Regions from separate parts of the Homo sapiens genome. Here region 2 is linked to region 1. Evidence: chromatin loops called from intact Hi-C (ENCODE). Cell type or tissue: ovary. All regions are shown on one strand.

Region 1 (5,000 bases):
AATACCAACAGGGCTTCTTTAAGGACATCAGCAACTTTCGGTACATGTTCATCCCACACCATTTCCACCCACACACTACATTAAAGGTAATCGACAAACAGCTCTCTAAGAGTCCAAATGTTCCAGAGCTGACTCGCTGAATCATGCAACACCATTTCATTAAATATTTATTCACTTTGATTTGGCAATTTGTCCTCATATTTTGGAACCAGCACACAAACACATCTACGCACCTGCATAAATATACAACACATACATATACACACATGCATGAATACATATACACAAGCACAAATACACTACATATACATACATGAATATACAACACACATATACACACGAGTGAATACATGACATATAAAAATACACATATGCATTAATATATGGCACACATACGCACATGCATAGATATACAACATTCACATATACACAATGCATGAATATACAGGTACATATGTACATATACACGATGCAGGAAAATACAGTAAAAGCACATATACACACATACACGAATACACAACATACACATATACACAGGATATAAAATCCCAAAAAAGACAGAAATGCATCTTGCTTCTTCACCTGTTTCCTTCTCACAGCCAACTTCCAACTGGACTTCTGCCTCCGCAGCCTTCCCAGAGCCCAGACTTCCCCAAATGGCCAGAGGGCCCTTCTGAGTCCAAGAGCCATCAGGCCGTCTCCCTTCAGGGACGCACTGCTGAGCTCACTCTGTTTCAACTTCTCTAGGTCTCACGCTCCCTAGGAGCCAAGCTCTCTACCCCACCGAGCATTGGCACCTGCTCTTCCTTCTGCCTGGGACGCCTGCCTCCTCCTCACCGTGGCACCTCAGGTCAGATGAGAAGTTGTCCCTGGTCACCCATCCCTCTATAGTCACCGGGCTGTTTATTTCCTCTACAGCACTCTGCACTCTCTGAAATTATCCTATAGATGCATTTGTTTTCTTGTTTATCCTCATTTCCCCAACTAGGGTGTGGGGTCCGTAAGGCAGGAGCCGTGCTGCACTGTAGCCCCAGCGCAGTACCTGGCCCAGAGTGTGCACACGGTGAGCAGTGGCCGACAGGAGGGCTGGGTAGGTGCACCTGATTGAGGTACACAGCTGTGCAAGGTGGGGCAGCGCCCTCTAATGTTAAGCGTCACACCCCTCGCCCAGGAGTGCAGGAGAGGTGGCAACTGCATGTCTTACTGAAAGGGATTCTAGGCCTGGTGTGGTGGCTCACGCCTGTAATCCCAGCACTTTGGGAGGCCAAGATGGGCAGATTGCTTGAGCTCAGGAGTTTGAGGCCAGCCTGGGCAACACGGAGAAGCCCTGTCTCTACCAAAAAACCAAAAAATTAGCCAGGTGTGGTGCTGCACGCCTGTCGTTCCAGCTACTTGGGAGGCTGGGGTGGGAGAATCGCTTGAGCCCAGGAAGTGGAGGCGGAGGCTGCAGTGGACCAAGATCCTGCCACTGCACTCCAGCCTGGGTAACAGAGCCAGACCCTGTCTGGGGGGCAGGGGTGGGGGGAGAAAAAGAAAGGAAGGGATTTCTATTATAGTGTCTGCAGCACAGTGCTACATGCTGAAAAAAATGGGTCAACGGAGCAGGCAGGGCTGCCAACCTGAAGCACATCTGTGTGCAGAATACACTGAACCAGGGGTGATTTTGCCCTGCAGGGGACACTGGGCAGTGTGTGGAGACATTTTTCACTGCTATGACCTGGCGGGGTGGGGGAATGTGCTACAGGCATCTATCGGGCAGAGGCCAGGGATGCTGCTGACCATCTTCCAGTGCATGGGATGGCCCTCCTCCCCCCGTAAAGAATGATCCAGCCCCAAAGTGTCACCAGTGCCGAGGTTGTGAAACTCTGTGTAAAGTGCACAGTTTAAAAAGTTGTCCAAATGTACCATTAACGACAGGGTTGCAGTGTGGCTTTAAAGAGCTTGGTTTGCAGAGTCAGAGGACTCTGACTCCTTGGGCAAGCGAGTGCTCCTGTCTGAGCCTCAGTGAATTCTTCTATAAAAATGGGGGCAGCAACAAATGAGATTGTGCATAAAGAACTCTGAAAAAGGGCCAGGCGTGGTGGCTCATGCCTGTAATCCAAGCACTTTGGGAGGCCAAAGTAGGAGGATCACTTGAGCCCAGGAGTTTAGGTCTGCAGTGAGCCATGATTGTGCCACTGCACTCCAGCCTGGGCAACGGAGTGAGATTCTGTCTCTGAAAAAAAAAAAATAATAAAAAACAAAAAAACAGAAACAAAAAAGAACTGTGAGTTCCCAAAATACAGTCTGCTTTCCGTTTTCAGGGAGGGGGATGAAAACTTGGACCTCTGGAGAAATAAAAATGGTTGTTAGAAACCAGATGTGACACCGTTTTGGAAAATGGCAAGGCCCCTCCGAGACTCCAGTAATGAGCTTGGGGAGGAGTGTTCATGCCGCACAGTGAAGTCGGCTGAGCATGACACACATCTATCAGCAGAGATGGGCTGGAGCGCGGAGCCGAGCCAATGACAATAAACAGTGTTTGCCAAAGCAATTCAGAGAGGTCGGCGAAAGATGAAGCAGAAGCCTGTGGAAAGTCCGTCCTTCCCAAAACAGACCCGCGCCATTTCGCAGGCACGGAGTCTGCGAAAACAAAACGGGGTCTTTGCCCTTCGTGGCATCATCTCAATTCCAGTTGTCCGCGTGCCTCTCACACACGTTTGGCCGTTTTTATGTATCATTTGGACCGCTGCATACTTAGTAATTTCCTTCAAATCACTTCATTTGGTGTCAAATCAGCACTTCACACCGGCCTCTTGATTTTCGCCCTGTGATCCATACATCCGTCAATGCCAGTGGGTCAAGGCTACGCACCATGGAGGGGACTTCAGCTCCTCTGTCCTCCCTCACATATGTCCCAGCAGCTTCACCCTCAGGACACATCCAGGTCTGACCACTTCCCATCATCCGCCTGTCACCATCTTGGTCCAAGCCACCACTGCCTCTGCCTGGACCTTGCTGGAACCTCGTCCCTGGTCCTCCTGCCTCCACCTTCAGCCCATCTTCCACAGCAGCCAGAAGGATCCCATTAAATCACAAATTTGATCAAGCCCCCCACTCTGTGCAAAGCCCTTCAGTGGCTCCACATCCACCTCAACTAAAATCCAAAGTCCTTGCCATGCCCTACAAAGTCCTATAACTGTCTCCTGTCCTGCTCCGTGACTGCATCTGCCCCCACTTTCCCCCCAGCCTCCTGTCCTGGGGTCTCCCTCTATCCTACCAGCACCCCAACCCCAAAGCTCATACCTGCCCCAGGGCCTTTGCCCTTGCTGTTACCTGAAAGAAATCACCTTCCTCAGATACCTGCATGGGCTGCTTCCTCACCTTTCCCAGCTATTTGCTCAAAGCTTTTAATTTTTTTCCAATACAGGGTCGCACTCTGTCACCCAGGCTGGAGTGCAGTGGTGCGGTCGTGGCTCACTGTACCCTCAACCTCCCCAGGCTCAAGCTATCCTCCCACCTCAGCCTTCCAAGTAGCTGGGACCACAGGCACAAGCCACCATGCCCAGATAACTTTTGTATTTTTTTTTTTTTTTTTTTGTAGAGACAGGGTTTCATTATGTTGCCCAGGCTGGTCTCAATGCCTGGGCTCAAGCGATCTGCCCACCTTGGCCTCTCTCAGTTCTGGGATTACAGGTGTGAGTCACCATGTCCAGCCTCAAATGTTAACTTACTGGGGCTCAATCCTAACCCTCCTATTCAAATGGCATCTCCCCACACCGCCCAGGCTCTCCCCTTTCCCCCGACATTGCTTCTCCACATATTTATTCACTGGTCATATTTATCTGTCTTCTAGTTTTTATCACGTGCTTCTCCCACCAGAGTACCAGCCCCATGAGGGCAGCGGCTTTCTGAGTCCCTTGTCCCCTGTGTCCTCACATCTAGAACAGAGCTTGGTCAGTGACGAGACCTCGATGAACGTTTGTGGAATAAATGGGTAAACAACTGAACCAACGAACACCTCGTAATGGGAGGCCTGTGGGAGACACAGCTGAGTGAGGGAATGTCGATTTTTTTTTTTTTTTTTGAGATGGAGTCCCACACTGTCACCCAGGCTGGGGCGCAATGGCACGATCTCGGCTCACTGCAACCTCTGCCTCCCGGGTTCCAGTGATTCTCTTGCCTCAGCCTCCCGACTGGCTGGGATTACAGGTGTTCGCCACCATGCCTGGCTAATTTTTGTATTGTTAGTAGAGACAGGGTTTCACCATGTTGGCCAGGCTGGTCTTGAGCTGACCTCAAGTGATCCACCCGCCTTGGCCTCCCAAAGTGCTGGGATTACAGGCGTGAGCCACTGCGCCTGGCTGAGAACGTAGATTTGTTTTTTTATCATCCGGTGCACACCCTCTGTGAGTGGAGGAGTGGGTAGAATTGTTAAATTCTTGTCTTCCTATTTGCTTGTATGGTGTTTGGCTGGCTGAACTTGGATCTATTTGGCCCACACGGGACATGACTTCCATTTGTGGATGTGCTTTATAAAACCAAAAAAGCACTCAAGGTCAGTGTAAGGCAACAGCAGTGCTTTTCAATATGGTCAAAATTTATTAAGGAACCCAGAGTCCTGTGTATGTTGGTTATATCTAGTGATAGTTATTATATTAGAGATGAAAACTGAGAAATTTAAAACATATTTGTTCACTCATTTAAATAATAAACTCACTACTTGTTAGCATACATTTAAAAAATGATAAATAGAGGCTGGGCGTGATGACTTATGTGGTCAGGAGTTCAGGACCAGCCTGGCCAATGTGGTGAAACCCTGTCTCTACTAAAAATACAAAAATTAGCCGGGTGTGGTGGCGGGCGCCTGTAATCCCAGCTACTTGGGAGGCTGAGGCAGGAGAACTGCTTGAACCCAGGAGGTGGAGGTTGCAGTAAGCTGAGATTGCACCACTGCACTCCAGCCTGAGTGACAGAGCAAGACTCTGTCTTGGGGAGAAAAAAAGATAAATAACTATATT
Region 2 (5,000 bases), 480 kb after region 1:
AATCTCAGGCAAATGTTACCTCTTCAGTGAGGCCTTCATTAGCCAGCCCAGCTAAAACAGCTGCACTTCCTACACCCCCACACATTCCCCACTCCCACCACTCACTCACTCTCTATCATACTTTTCTTTCTCAGCACATACCAAAATCTGGAGTCATTACCTGTCTTTTTCTCTAGAATGTCAGTTCCATGGAATCAGGCCCACTTTTGTCTTTTCTCCACTGTATCCCCAGGACCCAGGACAACTTTTACATGAAAAATAAATACTGACTTACTGAGTGAACAAGTGAATGAATGAATGGGTGAGTGAACAAACAAGGTGAATTATTCTACCTCTTTCAAACTGTGACTCCAAGCAAGTCAGTGCACCTTGCCAGCCTCACTTTCATCTGCAAAGTGGTGCTAATTAAAGAGAGATTAGATTCTTTTCCTCCAAAGCTTGTACAAAGAGAAGCTGTTGCTAAACCACGCATTGTTATGCAGAGGTTATTTAAGCCAATTAAATTAAGCTGTCACACTAGCCCTGCCAGCACTCTCCAGCTCGTTCACACGTGAGTGGGTGGTGTCTTGCCCAACGTCCCGGAGCAGGTCTCTGCAGAGCTGGCTTCTGGGCTCCTTCCTGGGCTGCACTGCAGCCCGGGACATCATCTACTCAGAGGTGTTGACTGAGCCCCTATCCTGTGCCAGACATTGACATATGCACTGAGGCTACAGCCGTGGAGAAGCCAGACTCTCCTCTGCAAGAGCTTGATCTAGTGAAAAAACAGGTGCTGGACCAGCAGGAGAGACAACAGTGCACAGGAAACATTTCTGAGCTGGGGCGAGTTGGCTGGGGCAGCAACCCAGGCAGAGGGCTTCTGGAAGGCCTCTCCAAGGAGGGGGCTGGATCCTGAAGGGTGGACAGAGATTAGCCAGGGAGACAGGAAGGGAAGGCTCATCCAGTGAGGGAACAGTACAGGCCAAAGCCTGAATCATGAGAGAAGGGTGAACACAAGGAAATGAAGGATGGCGGACCGTAGACAGGGGAGAGACGCCATCATGCTTCTGGCTTCAACAAATCAGAAGGGTCCAGGGATTCAAAGGGGCAGAGTAGACCCAGAGACCCATGAGGCGGCCCCAGAGTGGTCCAAGCGTGAGATGGCGGTGCTTTGGACTGGGTGTTTGAATCTTTTTTTAGTAACAGCTTTATTGAGAGATAATTTGCATATCATGATGTTCACTCTTTTAATGTATACAGTTTTGTGCTTTTGATTAAACTCGGGAAGTTGTGTGGTCATCATCCCTATCTATTCCAGAGCATTGCATTATCCCCAAAGAAGCCCTATACCCATGAGCCGTCACTCCCCATCCACTACCCTCCCACCATAGGCAGCCACTGCTACTGTCGGCCTCTGTGGATTTGGCTGTTCTGGTCATTTCATGTAAGTGGAATCAGACGATATGGGATCTTTTGTGACTGGCTTCCTCTGCTTAGCATAATGTTTTCAGGGTTCATTCACGTGGTAGCATGTGTCAGCATTCCATTCCTTTTTGTGGTAGAATAATAGAAATAGAATAATACTCTGAATGCATATGCGGTAGTCCCTTGGTATTCGTAGAGGACTGGTTCCACGAATCCTGCCAGCCTCCCTTCTCACTGAATCTGCCCCCTGGTTTATTCCACCCCAGCCAAACTGGCCTCCTTGCTGCCCTCTGAACAGTTACCACATGCATGCCTCTGCACTGGCTGTCCCATCTTGGTATCCTCATGGATATCCCCATGGATACCAAAGTCCTTGGATGTTCAAGTGCCTGATATAAAATGGAGTAGTATTCACATTTAACCTACACAATACTCCCGTATACTTTAAATCATCTCTAGATTATTTATAATTCCTAATACAAGGTAAATGCTACATAAATAGTTGTTATACTATATTATTTAGAAACTAATGACAAGGAAAACTATCTATATATGTTCACTACAGACATGATCATCATAGGACTGACTATATTCTTGATGTATAATTGGTTGAGTCCTAGGATGTGGAACCGTGGATATGGAAGGCCGACTGCACAACTTTTCATTCTTTTTTGTTTGTTTGTTTTGTTTTGTTTTGTTTTGTGATGAAGTCTCACTCTGTCACCTAGGCTGGAGTGCAGTGGTGCGATCTTGGCTCACTGTAACCTCCACCTCCCAGGTTCAAGTAGTTCTCCTGCCTCAGCCTCTCAAGTAGCTGGGATTACAGGGGTGTGCCACCATGCCCGGCTAATTTTTTTTTTTTTTTTTTTTTGTATTTTTAGTAGAGACAGGGTTTCACCATGTTGGTCAGGCTGGTCTCAAACTCCTGACCTCAAGTGATCCACCTGCCTCAGCCTCCCAAAGGGAGCTTTTCATTCTTGATCCATTCATCAGTTGATAGACATTTGGGTCACTTCCACTCTGGGCTATTATGAATAATGCTGCTGTGAACATTTGCATGCAAATGTTTGTGTGGACGTGTGTTTTTGTTTCTGTTGGATATATACCTAGGAATGGAATTGCTGCATAGTGTGTGAACTCTGTTTAACTTTTTGAAGAAGCATCAGACTGTTTGCCTGAGTGGCTGCACACTTTGCATTGCCACTGGCAATGAATAAGGCTTCTGGTTTCTCACAACCTCACCAACACTTGTTATTGTCTGTCTTTTTGATTTAAGCCATCTTCGTGGGTGTGAAGCGGCATCTCATTGTGGTCATGATTTTCAGTTCCCTAAAGATTCCTGATGCTGGGCAACTGCATGTGTTTACTGGGCATCCTCATATCTTCTTTGGGGAAATTCCTGTCCCTCTGCTCCCCCAAGTGGCTGCTAGGTGGCTGCTTTCTATAGCTGCTTAGTTGAGGTGGTTGGTTTTCAAGGCTACCACGGAGCTGGGGAGATGGGGATGGGTTAGGGCAAGTTGAAACAAAGCTTGTTCTTTCTGAGATTCAGCATTTTCCTGAATAAACATCCTTGTACAGTTTAAGCCTTTGGTTAATATCCAGAGTTCTGAAAAGTCGATTTTGACAGTTGCTTTTTGGCCAGTGTTCTTATTGTTTTATGGAAGAGTAGATTTGGGAAGGTCTTTACTCTGCTATTCTGGAAGTGCCTTTAATTGAAGTATCCATAGGAGTTAATATCTATTAAGGGCTTACTCTGGTGTCAGACACTTATCTAAGCATTTTGCATATTTAATGCCCCCACAGCCCAAGGAGAAATGTATTATTATGTCCATTTTAGAGATGGGGAAACTAAGGCATTCAGTGACTAAAGGTTAAGTGACTTGCTAAATATTCCCCAGCTGGTAAGCAGGTGGGGCGGGAAGTGGGTGGGAAGAGGAGGAGACAGCAGGCCTCTCTCTGGCTCCAGGGCCTGTGCTTTGACCACCTCCCGTCCTGTCCTCTGGCTGCTCATAGAGTCAGGAGGGGCCTAGGAACCCAGGCCAGCTTTTCCCCAGGGTGGGGAAGGAAGGATTTTGCAGCTGGGGAAGAACAAGAGGCTTTCCTTGGTGCATGCCTCACTCTGCCTAGCTCAGCCATACATGCTGTAAAGCCAGCCATGACCTTTCCGGACCAGGGGTTGGAGTGGGAAAGGAGGTGTGCACTGGGTCAAATGGGCAGCAAAGAAGGCAGGTGCCCTGCCTGTGAGTTGGCAGTCAAGGGAGCCTCCATGCAGAGTCTCCATTCCCACCCCACCCTCGCCCTCAGTCAGCTGCCACAAGTCAGCCCACTCCTGTACCTGCTGCAGCCCAGCCCAAGAGCTCCAAAAGCTGGGGCTGTGGAGCACTCTCACTGCTTGGCATTTTCTCATTGGTTTGATTTGTTGTTGGGGTCTGAGTGTTAGATCAGGGAGGGCAGGTCTTGTGTGTTTAGCTTTTTTTGTTTATTGTTGCTTAGCTTTTTTTCCATTGCACCTTGAACGATGCCTGGCACATAGCACGAGCTTGGTGACCATTTTGGGGTAAGTGAATTGATTCATTCACTAAGAATTAATTTGCTAAGAATGGGCTGTCAACCTAATATAATCAACAGGGTCAGAATCTAGTTTAAAGAGAATTTATTTAAGTGCAAAGTGTGAGGACAAGCTGCCTAGGAAGCAGAGATTCCAAAGAATAGAAGTCAATGTTCCAAACTGTAGAAGTTTGGGATTTTTATATAGACAAAGCTTAGGGAGGCTTAACAGAATTCCAATCTCTTTCTATGTAAGGCTTAATGCATAGTTAAAATGATCTGATTAGTTGAGATGGCTTTTGTTTTCCAGAAAGGTGAATTTAACATTCTCCATGGAAGATGTAACTGTCACGGGGTCTTGGGCACCATCTGGTCTGAGTTAGGTACAGGACAATAAAGGAGACAGTTAATCTATAACAAAGATCAGTGATTGGAAGGAGGAGAAGGTCTGTTCTTTGGTCTCTCTTAGTCATTTATAGCAACGAGAACAATGAGGAAGACAGTTAAGCTCTAATCTAAGAAGCAGAACTGCAAATATGCAGCCGTGGCTCAGTCGCCAGGGCTTAACTTCTCCCATGGCATAATACTTTTAGACAGTTCTAAAATTTTATTTTCTTTTACAGGGCTCACCTGAAACAATTATATTTTAACAAGGCAATAGTAAGAACAACAACACCAATTCCCACCGAGGGCTAACTCTGCCAGGCACAGTTCCAAGTGCATTTTGCATATTATCTCATTTAATCCTCTGCTGATGTGATCGTGTTATGTGTTATTATGTCCATTTCACACCTAAGCTCTGTGTTTGTGCTCCGAATTTCCATGGAAGGAGCCACTCAGTGCTCTAACACTTGGTGTGTGAGTCACCCCAGAAGTTCCCTCCCATGTCCCTGCTGGAGTAAGAGGTGCTATGAGGCAGTCTCTCCTGCAGGGTCTTGGGCCTAGCAAAGTCCACTAGGCCATTGGCTTCCAGGCTGTCTTGTCCCTGCATGAAGACTGAGGCCGCTTTGGGGAACTTTCTGCTGCTAAAAGTTAATAATTCTTTAAAAACA

The links. A loop is a pair of places that touch in the nucleus more often than their neighbours do. Peaks named below come from ENCODE experiments on the same cell type or tissue, not always from the same donor. Only the 100,000 strongest peaks of a DNase experiment are listed, where the experiment ranks them.
Region 2: it touches region 1 in a loop (5-fold over the local background); 7 of 110 quality-filtered maps call a loop at or near these places.

Annotation. Positions count from the first base shown.
Region 1 is chr20:47,711,534-47,716,533 of GRCh38, forward strand. The region is part of intron 3 of SULF2 (sulfatase 2); the gene reads right to left. Among named protein-coding and RNA genes, the nearest start is that of SULF2, 71 kb to the right of the region's middle. RefSeq lists enhancers at 1-64, 1-14, 882-951. In ovary, no CTCF peak of the experiment used is centred here; a DNase peak (open chromatin) is centred at 2,488; H3K27ac peaks cover 3,265 bases.
Region 2 is chr20:48,186,562-48,191,561 of GRCh38, forward strand. No RefSeq gene overlaps it. Among named protein-coding and RNA genes, the nearest start is that of LINC00494, 170 kb to the right of the region's middle. In ovary, a CTCF peak has its summit at 2,828 (motif pointing left); no DNase peak of the experiment used is centred here.